Linked DNA regions of Homo sapiens: region 2 is linked to region 1. Evidence: chromatin contacts called from ENCODE Hi-C or POLR2A ChIA-PET data. All regions are on one chromosome and are shown on one strand. The core of a region is the stretch at or near the end of the contact, and the rest is flanking DNA. Distances in the headings are between cores, read along the strand shown.

Evidence for each region. A loop is a pair of places that touch in the nucleus more often than their neighbours do. ChIA-PET counts read pairs that join two places held with the same protein, here RNA polymerase II (POLR2A). Pooled maps may share reads with other maps.
Region 2: a loop to region 1 is called in a map of endothelial cell of umbilical vein, with 4 times the contacts of the local background. The contact joins the enhancer-like site here to the promoter of TGILR in region 1. A Hi-C loop is called at or near these places in 2 of 168 maps with a recorded cell type or tissue (PC-3 and endothelial cell of umbilical vein) and 7 of 50 pooled maps. POLR2A ChIA-PET finds 5 or more read pairs at or near these places in 6 of 52 experiments (CD4-positive, alpha-beta T cell, HepG2, IMR-90 and 3 more).

What each region holds. Positions count from the first base shown.
Region 1 is chr6:3,909,729-3,915,690 of GRCh38, reverse strand. It overlaps TGILR (TGF-beta induced TARBP2 interacting lncRNA), which reads left to right and starts at 3,689. Exons shown (of 1, transcript NR_198974.1): 1 at 3,689-5,962. It also overlaps the pseudogene RPS25P7. RefSeq lists a silencer at 3,762-3,959.
Region 2 is chr6:3,961,589-3,967,647 of GRCh38, reverse strand. No RefSeq gene overlaps it. Among named protein-coding and RNA genes, the nearest start is that of TGILR, 53 kb to the right of the region's middle. Within about 2 kb of position 2,412, at least 2 of the 41 ENCODE cell types and tissues checked have a DNase peak (open chromatin) inside an H3K27ac peak, as active enhancers do; they include endothelial cell of umbilical vein, where a contact is called at or near this core.

The sequences.
Region 1 (5,962 bases), core at 2,440-4,939:
AACAGGGCAGCATGCCTCACAGGGCCAAGGGAAAGGGGGAAGCCATCCTGGACACACACACTCAACCAGCATGTGGCGAGCAAGAGAGGCGTGGGGAGGGACTGGCGGGCCAGGCTTTATTCAAGTCTAAGATGTGAAACGGGCAGGTTTCTCGTGGGGAGTTCAAATTAGTGGCTTCACAGCAAGCAGGCATGAATTCTGAGTTCTGCTGTGACTGAGAGGTGGTCACTGTGGAATATCTGTGTTGTCCATGCAGAATGTGGGGGTCAGTGGAGTGCTTCAAGCAAGTTGTATCTAGCTGTCCCATAGAGAGGTGGTCACCAGGAGGTGGTTGTATGGGGCAGATATTTGGATCAAGCACCTTGAGGAACTGGGAGGAGGTGGAGAACTGGAAACCACATCAAAGGTGGTTGAGCCCTGCTTCTTGTATGAGAATGAAAACGGAAATTGAGGTAACATCAAATGAAAGGAATTGACTGCACACTCTATTGCTGGTTTTTGCATTTTCTTAACTGGCTGTCACAGACTGAAGTTTTAATTTTAATGAAGTACAACTTATCAATGTTTTCTTTCATGGCTTGTGCTTTTGGTGTTTTAATTTTAATGAAGTACAGCTTATCAATGTTTTCTTTCATGGATTGTGCTTTTGGTGTTGTATCTAAGAAGTCATTGAAGGAATCATGGTAATCTGTATTCTCTCTGATGTTACTTTTTAGGAGTTTTATAGTTTTTCATTTTACTATTAGGTCTCTGATCTATTTGGAGTTAGTTTTTGTGAAGGGTGCAAAGACTATATATAAAGTTATATATATAGTTATATATATATATATATATATATATATATATATATATATATATATATATATAGTTATGGGGATATATATGCATTTGAACACCCGGTTTATAAACCGAAAACAAAATTCTAAGCCCCCAAACCATCTGAATGGAACCCTCCTCTTAGCAAGGGCGTTCGAAAGGTAACCTGAAAAGCGAGTTCAAGTCATGATGGGAAGCGGAGGTCAGACATGCCTCATTACATCCTCCTCCCTTTTGAAATTACTAATAGAACAGATTCTTTAAGTCTGATGAGAAATACAATCTATTCTCTCTGAAGCCTTCTACCAGGAGGCTTCATCTGTGTGATAAAACCTTGGTTTCCACAACCACTTATCTTAACCCAGACATTCCTAAGTCTTCAGACAATAACTTGACTCTCTCAACCAATTGCCAATCAGAAAATCTTTGAATCTACCTGTGACCTGGAAGCCCTTCAGCTTCCCGTTGTCCTGTCTTTCTGGACTGAATCAATGTACGTGTTATATGTATTTGATTGATGTCTCTTGTCTCATAAAATGTGTAAAATCGGTTCTCCGCTGCTCTCTGAGCTTCACAAGGGCACCCAAGGACAACAAGAAGAAGAAAGATGCCAAAAAGTTGGGCAAGAAAGACAAAGACCCAGTGAACAAATCCTGGGGCAAAGCCAAAATGAAGAAGTGATCCAAAGGCAAAGTTCGGGACAAGCTCAATAACTTAGTCTTGTTTGACAAAGCTACTTATGACAAACTCTGTAAGGAAGTTCCCAACTATAAACTTAGAGCTCCAGCTGTGGTCTCTAAGAGACTAAAGATTCGAGGTTCCCTGGCCAGAGCAGCCCTTCAGGAGCTCCTTAGTAAAGGACTTAACAAACTGTTTCAAAGCACAGAGTTCAAGTAATTTACACCAGAAATACCAAGGGCGGGGATGCTCCAGCTGCTGGTGAAGATGCATGAACAGGTTCAACCAATTGTACATTTGGAAAAATAAAACTTTATTAAATAAAAAAACAAAATAAAATAAAATGTATAAAACCAAGCTGTACCCTGACCCCACCTTGGGCACGTGTTCTCAGGATCTCCTGAGGGCTATGCCATGAGCCATTAGTCACTCATATTTGGCTCAGAACAAATCTCCTCAAATATTTACAGAGTTTGACTCTTTTGTGGACAAGTTGTTCCAGCTCTATTAGTTGAAAAGATGACCTTTGTTCCATTGAAATGTCTTTGTTCCTTTATTGAAGATCAGCTGACTATATTTATGTAAGTCTATTTCCAGGTTTTCTATTTTGTTCCATTGATCTTTTTCTCTGTTCTTTCACCAATACCACACTGCCTTCATTACCATAGCTTTATAGTAAATCTTGGAGTTGGATCCAGTGGTCCTTTTAAATAATAGTTACCATGAGTTAATCTTGACTATGTAGCAGGCACATCCATGGGCAATGAATAATGTATGTTCATTATCTCATGAACACAGCGACTCTGCAAGGTAGCATTCGTTATGTCTGTTTTACAGATTAGGAGGTAGGCTAAAGGAGTTAGTGTAATTTTTCCGAAGTCCTGAAGCTCGTCAGTGACAGAGCTTGGATTTGGAGTCTGTCCAGCCCTTTCCACCTATTCTTACTCCCTTGGCTTCCCACCCACTCTCATTTGCTGACTCACTGCCTATGAGGTAGTGTCTTTTGGCTTCCAAACTAGAGATTGGCAAGCACTGAGGAATGTTATAGGTCCCTAAAGCAAAACATAGGACAGACAGATGCTTAGAAAATTACTAAATATCATTTCCTTATTTGCAAGTAAAAAATCTCCCTTTCCATTTGCCCACTTAAGGCAAACTGCTTTTGTTTGTTTTTAAACAAAATTTTAGCCTCTAAGCTCTGCCAGAGACCTGGAGGGTGTGAAATTGTCTAAAGACCTATTATAGCAAGTGGAGAGCCTTTTCTCCTAAGTCCAGCTTCAGACCAAGGTGGCTTCTGCCGCTCTGATTTGTGTTTGTCTCTGTGATTTGTGCATTTCCAGGCCCCTCTGCTAGAGTACAGCATGCTTTCAAGCTAGGCTCTTTGGGCCTATGATTTTGACAATGTTCTGGCAGGTCTCAATAGAAACACTCCTGCTCGGAAATATTTTAATGGTAGGTGGAATAAGACAAATGACATATTTAGTGTAGAGTCTAGGACATAATAAGTGCTCACTAAACATTAGGCAACATTGTTAAGATTATGATTTTTGCTTGTCAGTCTCAAAATGTACTCCCTGTATATCCTTCATGATGCCTCGCTGTGACTATGGAGATGCTGCTTCATTGTCCTGTTTTGTTCCATTCATATATTGCCACTTCCAACATTCTGTTTCAAGTCACATTGAAGTCAGCATTCATTTGGCTGACAGCCTATCACAGGGCATCTTTCTGCATAAAATGAACCAATTTATAGTCATTGCTGACAGCTGTTTTTGAAGGAAAGACCATTTTCCTTAGTTGATTAGAGGAACAGTGATTAATTCAGCCCATCAGCCTGCAGCAGCAAATGCTAAAAAGGGCCTCGTTGTGTAAAGCCCCCCAAGTCTCTTAAAACCTACATTTTTGAATTTGTCAGAACTTCCTGAGCCCAGACTGGACCTCCAGAGGTCACTTAATGTACCCCTGGCCTCCTACACTATTTTTAAAGACCTCTGAAAAAAGACAGCTCCTGTTTCTCCTTGGCAGTGAGCCACCAGTGGGGGTGAATTTGGCAGCATCTCTGCTTCGGGATTCTGTGGACATTAGAGCGGGGGCCCTGCCTCAAAAAGTGACTCACTAGTGCCTGAAAGGCGATAAAGTCTGGTGACACATCACAGGGAATGTTTAAAGTGCATAGGGAGAGATTGTTTTCTTTCCCCCTCCTTGCACCTAGCAGGGAGAGGAGTGTGCGGAAAGATGGAGTTGAGACAGAAACTTGTTAGCATAACACCGAAGGAGTTTTGCTGTGAGTAGCATCAGCATAGCAGGAGAACATCCCTAGCTCTCCTGCCGCTGCTCTGCCACAAGGAGAGAAAGGGAAAAGCAAATTCAGCAGGACCTCTAGGACTTTGCTGTAGATCTCCAGGTGGAGCCAGGACCCTCCAGGAGAACTGATGGCTAGAAAAGACTGCAAGTAATGTGGAGGAAGGAAGAAGAGAGAGAGCAGAGAGAGATGATTCTTGCAAACATTGATCTGTGTAGAGCGGATGTCAACTTGATGGGATAAGACCTGGGTTGACTTGGTATCTGGGTTCAGGTCAGCAAACTCTAACGGCATTTCCTTCTACTAGCAGACAGATCTGCTCATCCTGCGACATTGTGGACAGTGCTGAATGGCTTCCAGAACATTCCTCTTATGTCTACTGGTTAAACTTTGAAGCATCTGAACCATTTGGGAGAGCAGGGACCCCCATGAACAGGAGATACTGGAGGTGTCTGAGGCCACTTCATGCCCTTTCTCAAGAGTGGCCTGCAGGTCTTTCAGCCACTGGCCACTGAAGTCCAGCTCCTGCCAGCCATGGATTTGGGCACTGGGCTCCAGTGTTGAGAAAGTTCTTGACTTCCAGCGCTTGTTTTCCTAGTGGACAATAGGAGTCAGAGACAGAGAGGGAGAGTGAAGATGCAGAAGACATATCCTTTCCATTGTGACCCAGATAAGAATGTAGCCGGTGAGCTTGCTTCCTGTCACTCATTTCCCAGCTATTTGTTGTAGTCCAAGTTGTGCATATTCTTTCTGTTAGGTTCTTATGTTTGTCTTAAGCTCACCCATCTTTTCTTCTTCCCTCATTTTTTCTTTATAAATCAAGAAAAATTCTGCCACTTTCTTTCCCTGGCTCACTGCACAGCCAATCAATAATTTTGAATCCTTTGTGTATCAATTTCTACTGGCTATTCATTATTTGTGGAAACCATATTAACGGGTCCATAAAAATCACAGCAATCCATTTGTTAAATTCATCATAAGAACAGATTACATCTTTCTGGCCAAGTTTCATGGTTTGGTAATATCATATTTTGGTTTTAGAATTTATAAGGTGCATTCTCCCATACTTTTCAAGTATATTTTTTATTCATTGCCCTCTCTGAATTAGGCATTTTTGGGGATGCACGTTTTACAGATATGGAGACAATGGTTCAGAGAAATCAGCTTGTTCACAGTGGGGCCAGAGCTGGGACCTAGGGCTTCTGACTCTATGTCTCAGGTCATTCCTATCACACACACACTGAAGGAGAAAAGAGTTCCCTTGTCTGGAGAAGACATATCAAATTCATGCGGGTTAAACACAGAAATTCCAAATAGCTGTAGTTTTTGTAAAAATGGTTGAGCTATGGACTTTTAAAGTAGTTGGCCACCTGTGGTGGTGGGTGGAAGGGAGTTAGGGCAGGATTGTTGTGCTTCAGGGAGGATTCAGTGTCTGCACGACCACGGAGGGGGGTGCAGGGCACCAGGTATCCAGGACTGTTGTCAAGAGTTATGCTTTGAATTTCCCAGAGAAGACACACTGCTGCGAAAGGAAGAAATCGTTGGTTTTTCTCCAACTGCTTAGCTGTTAAGAAGCAAGAAGCCTATCTCCAAGGCAGCAGCAGGCCTCAGAGAAAACAGTAGGACCCTTCCTTCAAACAAAGGAGAAAACTCCCACAACTCAAAGCAAGTGCCCCCTGGTCATTCTCTCAAAAAGCTACAGGCTCCAAAAAAAGACAGACTTCACAGGCTAGAGACGGGCTCTGCACTCAGGGTTGGTGGTCGGGGGCACAGAGCTGGCTGGGCAGGGCCAGAGGGGACCACATTCTGCCACATGCAGAGCAAAGCAGTATCTTTCTATTACTGGTCAATGTAATATGAGCTGGGAATGAGCAATTTCATACCTTTTTCTGAGATATTAAAAAGAAATACGCTGATGTGGCTGGAGGTAATTTCCCAAAGCCTGTGGATGGAGTTGATGTCAGTAACTGGCTATGAGGTTGTTATTTACAGGACTGTTTGATCCCACTGAAGTAGTGGTGCTTAATATGTAGCTCAATGTGGCTCAGGAGCGAGGCCCAATACTGCATATAAACCACCATCCTGCAATTTATCCAGAGAGCATGTGGGAGGTGAACCTTGAATCATTTGCTTGATGGATTTTTTTCTTTCCTTGGAAACAGAAAA
Region 2 (6,059 bases), core at 1,163-3,662, 53 kb before region 1:
AATCCTCTGCAACTGAATCTCTGTAATACCTGATGTGTTGTATTTCTTCTTAGACAACAAGAAATGCCAGCAGCTGTATAGATACTTCTTTGTTTAGTCAGTAAGCAATCTAGAGCAATTCTATTATTTAGCATCACTTTCACAAGAGAATTTAAAGTCTGTCATGTAAACATAGCCTTTGTAGTAGAATCTGCTATAGAGCCTATCATGAGGGATCAATTTTTAATTCACTCCAAACCACGAAAATTTACTGCAAACTGTGAAAAAGGACGTAACAAATGATGCCCTTCTAGAAGAGTTTAGACCTTTTGGCAATGTGCTCTTTATTATTATTATTTTTAATTTATTTGTCATTTCTGAGACGCAGTCTCACTGTGTCACTCAGCCAGAAGTGTAATCGCTTGATCTCGGCTCACTGCAACCTCTGCCTTCCATGTTCAAGCGATTCTCCTGCCTCAGTCTCCTGAGAAGCTGGGATTATAGGAGCCTGCCACCACGCCCGGCTAATTTTTGTATGTTTAGTAGAGACAAGGTTTTACCATGTTGGCCAGGCTGGTCTCAAACTCCTGACCTCAGGTGATCCACCCGCCTCAGCCTCCCAAAAGGCTGGAATTACCAGAATGAGCCACTGCATCCAGCCGACAATGTTCTATTTAGCTCATGATGTAGGTTGAGAGGATTGAACTTAAGTTCTTTTCCTGACTGATTATGAGGCAACACATGTACCATTAAAATTTCTCAGCCGGGCGCGGTGGCTCACACCTGTAATCCCAGCACTTTGGGAGGCCGAGGCAGGCAGATCACGAGGTCAGGAGATCGAGACCATCCTGGCTAACACAGTGAAACTCTGTTTCTACTAAAAATACAAAAAATTAGCCGGGCATGGTGGCAGGGACCTGCAGTGCCAGCTACTCGGGAGGCTGAGGCAGGAGAATTGTTTGAACCCGCGAGGTGGAGGTTGCAATGAGCCGAAATTGCGCCACAGCATTCTGGCCTGGCAACAGAGCAAGACTCTGCCTCAAAAAAAAAAAAAAAAAAAAAAAGGAAGTTTAATCGACTCATGGTTCTGCAGCCTGTCCAGGAGGCATAGGCACATAAGGCAGCTTCTACTTCTAGGGAAGCCTCAGGAATCTTACAATCATGGCGGAAGAGGAAGCAGGCTCATCTTACATGGCTGGAGCAGGAGCAAGAGAGAGCGAGTGGGGAGGTGCCACATATTTTTAAACAACCAGATCTTGTGAGAACTCACTCACTACCCAGTACCAAGGCAGGATGGTGCTACACCATTCATGAGAACTGTGCCCCCATTATCCAGTCACCTTCTACCAGGCCTCACCTCCCAACACCAGGGATTACAATTTGGTGTGAGATTTGTTTAGGGACACAGATCCAAACCATATCAGAAACTTAACTCTGAAACCCTGTGTGAATATAGTACCTATCAAGGCTCGACATAGATATTGAGATGTTTTCTAAATTAATCTTCTCTCAGTCTGTTCTTGTAAAGTTACGAAACCAAAAGAAAATAGAATTAACACTGTCTTAGTCTTTTCTGGCTGCTATAACAAAACAGCGTAGACTGGGTAATTTATAAACAACAGAAATTTACTTCTCACGGTTCCAGAGCCTGGAAAGTCCAAGATGAGGCTCTGGCAGATTTGGTGTCTGATGAGGGCCATTTTCCGGTTCATAGTGTTACTGGTAGAAGAGACCAAGTTACCCCGAGTTACTGGTGGCGAATCCATAGGCATCTGCAGCAACTTCAGCCCTGGCCTCCTCAGAAGAATGAATTCAACTGAGGGGGATAAAGCAGAAAAAGAGACTGAGGCAAGTTTCAGAGCAGGAATGGAGGTTTATTAAAAAGGCTTTAGAACGGGAAAGAAAGGAAAGAACCCTTGGAAGAGATCCAAGTGGGCGCCTGAAGGTCAAAGAGAGAAAAAAGCAGAGCCTTGAACCTTGATCCTAGGAGTTTATAGGCTGGCCTCTTTCCCATGATTCTTCCCTTAGGCTGGGCTTTCTGCACGTGCAGTGCCCTCCTTACCCTTAGGAACTGAGTATGCACAGTTTAGGTGCCCAGCAATGACTCTGAGTCATGCTTACCCAGCATTTCCTTGGAATCAACATGTGTATCGTCAATAACGTGTTGCATTCATTACCACAGCTCTTCTGCTCTTCCTAGAAGCTGATTAGGGAGCACGTTTAGGGAGTTAGACGCTTGCCCATCTGAGGCTTTCTTCCTTTTTCTGATGGCACGTACCTGGAACATCGTACTTTGCCATTTTTATGTCTTAATGTGCATGCCCAGGAAGTTGCTTCTCCCTGGGGTCTGCATTCAGTTAACATTTTTTTTTGTTAACATGTGTGAATCATCAGGAAATGACCTCCCCCTGGCGCTGCCCAATTATTGTTTTTAAAGAGGCAATGCAATGATTGTCGAACCATCACGCAGCATTCCTAGTGGGTTGCGGGGGAGAGCCCTCTCCTTTCCCGCTCATGCCTATCTATCTACTTATAACAATAGTGGACACACCTTCTAGCTGTGTCTTCACATGGTGGAAGGGCAAATGAGCTTCCTTGGTCTATTTTGTAAGAGCACTAATCCCATTGATGAAGCCTCTGCCCTCATAATCTAATCACCTCTCAAAAGAAAGGGATTGGCCAGGTGTGGTGGATCACACCTGTAATCTTAGCACTTTGGGAGGCTAAGGCAGGCAGATTGCCTGGGGTCAGGAGTTCAAGACCACCCTGGGCAACATGGTGAAACCCATCTCTACTAATACATACAAAAATTAAACAGGCATGGTGGCGCGTGCCTGTAGTTCCAGCTACTCTGGAGGCTGAAGCAGGAGAATTGCTTGAACCCAAGAGTCGGAGGTTGCAGTGAGCCAAGATTGCGCCACTGCACTCCAACTTTAGTGACAGAGCAAGACTCCATCTCCAAAAAAAAAAAAGGAAGAAAAAAGGGGATTATCCTCTGTATATAATCATGTTAGGGGTTAGGATTTCAACATTAGAATTGCAGGGGAACACAGACATTCAGACCATAGCAAACACCAAACACCAACTAGGCAAAAAAGAACAGACCCCCAGTGCCATCAGGGTCACACTGACATGTAGAAGCCCACCCACATCTGAAATTCTGAACTCCTCTACCCCTGGGGTGGGCTGAGGGATCATCTGAAATGACGCAGACAAATGAATCTCACTTTCTGGATTTATTTATAGACCCCCTGTGTTGCAGAGCTCTACTCCCTTCCCACTGTGGCCACACACCAACCTGAACAGTATCTCAAAACAGCTTGAGGTATGGTGTGTGCTCTCCAGGATGACTCCTGCCTTTGAAATGGTCCCTAATGCTGCCATAACCACCCAACCAGCTAAAGCTGAATATATTGATAGTCTCAGCTCAGAACAAATTGCAGTTTAGCGTTTCCTACCTGAGTGTACAGGCACTAAGTCTAGCTTTGCTTTTGAAGTTAATTGTTCTCTCCTTTATCTGTCTGATATGGCCCTAATCTATATTAACACATTACATTTGCTCAAAGGTAATTTTTATCCATTAAAAATAACTCGAGAATGTTCTTTTCTTTGAAAGAATCAGCACTCCTCCATGACTGCTTTACATGTTCGCTATTTGAAGAGTGACTCAATCACTGCCAGACCTTTTTCCCTTCAATTAACTCAGAACATCCAAGATTGAACTCATCATCATTGCTTTGAGAAGGCAGCCCTCTCCGGCCCCTGCTGCAAACCCCATTTCCAGGAGTTCCATGACTCTGCTGTCTGCCAGGCTACAAGACCTCTGATTCTTCTTACTCTCTGTGTTCACTAAGAAGTATCATTTTGTTTTTCAATTTCCTGTAGGATTTTTCCAGTCCTGTCCATTTTTATGCTTACCCCCAGTCCAGATCTTCATCTCTTCACACCTGTATCCGTTATGATTGTATTGTACCTCCTATTTCCACAAGCTTAACAGTTGTCTTCGCATTCAGCAAATACTAATTGTCACAGTGTGCTAAGCCTTTCCTGTCCAATTCCATTCTACACACTATTCCCAGACTAATTTTCTTAACATGTGCACTTATCACTGTGCCAAGATGGTCAGTTGATCCCAGTCTGCTTTCTTTCCTTCAGACATAGAAAGAGAATTTATAGTTGGGCACTCAGTTAAAAATTTCCTCCCATCGATTTTTCTCACATCCACCTCTTCTGGGACTCTACGATTGGAGGTTGACCTGTGTATTGGGCCATTCATTTTCTTATTCTTCATTTCCTATTTTCTATCTCTTTATCTTTTGGCTCTACTTTCTGGGAAATTCTCTCATGATTATCTTGTAACTCTAATAATGAGACTTTCTTCTTCTCACTCTGTCTTTGTTTCCTGTGTGTATGTGTGTGTGTGTGTGTGTGTGTGCGCCTTTCATATTGGCTGCTCACACATCTGGTGCTCCAGGCTATCTTCCTTTGTAAGAGTGGAGCCTGTGAAGCTGATTGACAATTCTGTGTGCGTGGGAAGTTTGTCAACTATGGTCTTCACTGCAGGGTGGCCTAATAGAGTCATTTTATTGGAGAACTTCCAAAGTCAATATTTGTAGGTCTTTTGCCTTGAGCTGGTCATCTTCCCCAGGGAAGAATCTTCCAGACTTCAACCTGGAGATAATAGGCCTCGCTCTCAGTTCTCTGGGAAGTTGTTGAAGGTCTAGACATCAATTAGAGAAACTTCCCATCATTCCTCTTGTTTTCCATCCAGTATCTTCAAACTCAACTGTGCTTGTACAACACTGTTTTATTATCTCCACACTTCTGTCAAAGTAGGAGAGGCCATCTGAGCAGAGTCGACAGACTTAGCAAATCAAAATGCAGGCACCCACTTACATTTAAATTTCAGATAACAAGTAATTGTTTAACATAAGTGTGCCTCATGCAATATTTGCGACACACTTATACTCAGAAAATTATTCATTCCTTATCTGAAATTCAGATTTAACTGGGTATCCTATATTATCTGGCAACCCTACATCTGGGTGTTAAACTGCTTCTCAAATAGACTTCGTGCCAGTCTTCCTGTTTTGGGCCCCATTTTTACCCCTACAAGAGATGCCTGGATCTGCCAGTATCTGATCCTTCAGGCAATGCGAATCAAGCTGTTTTCCAGTTTATCTTGGAGCTGACTTGGGAATGGCTTTCTTAGGTCTGCTAAGTCAGTTACCACTTGCCCATCTGCTTTCCAGCTTCCAAAATTGGGTGGCTGTTTGTTTTTCTCTTATAAATCTATAAAGCTTTATAGGCTTAAGTCTTTTTGTTTTGTTTGTTTTGCTTTAGTATTGATTTTGGTTTCTTTTGCTCATCATAATATTTTTGGTTTTTAAGCATCTCAATTGAGGTGTTACGTTTTAAGCCATACAATTTGTGCTATTTGGCAAATGTACATGGTCGGGTAGCCACAGCCATAATCAACACATAGAGTATTTCCCACTACCTCGGAAAATTTCCTTCTGCTGCTTTGCCCTCATTCTCTTCCTCCACTCCCTGGCCTCTGGCAATCACTGATCTACTTTATGTTATTTTAGTTTTGATTTTTGTACAGTTTCATAAAGTGAGATCATGGCATATGTAATCTTTTGTGTCTGGCTGCCATCACTTAGCATAATGCTTCTGAGATTCATCATGCATCACGCATTGCTGCGTGTATCAGCAGTTTTCTCCTTTTACTGCTGAGTAGTATTCCATTGTATGAATATATACAATTTGTTTACCCATTTGCCAGTTGAAGAACATTCATTTCCAAGTTTTGGCTATTTGAATAAAGCTGCTATGAACGTTGATATACAAGTCATTGTGTGGTTACATGTGTTCATTTCTCTCATGTAAATTCCTAGGAGTGTTTCTGAGTCACATAATAGGTTTATGTTTAGTTTTGTAAGAAATTGCAAACTGTTTTGCAGAGTGGCTGTACCATTTACCATTTTAAATTTCCACCGGCATGTGTGAGGCTTCCAGGGGTTCTACAGCCTCAAAAATACTTGACGTTGTCAGTTGAATTAATTTTAGCCACTTTA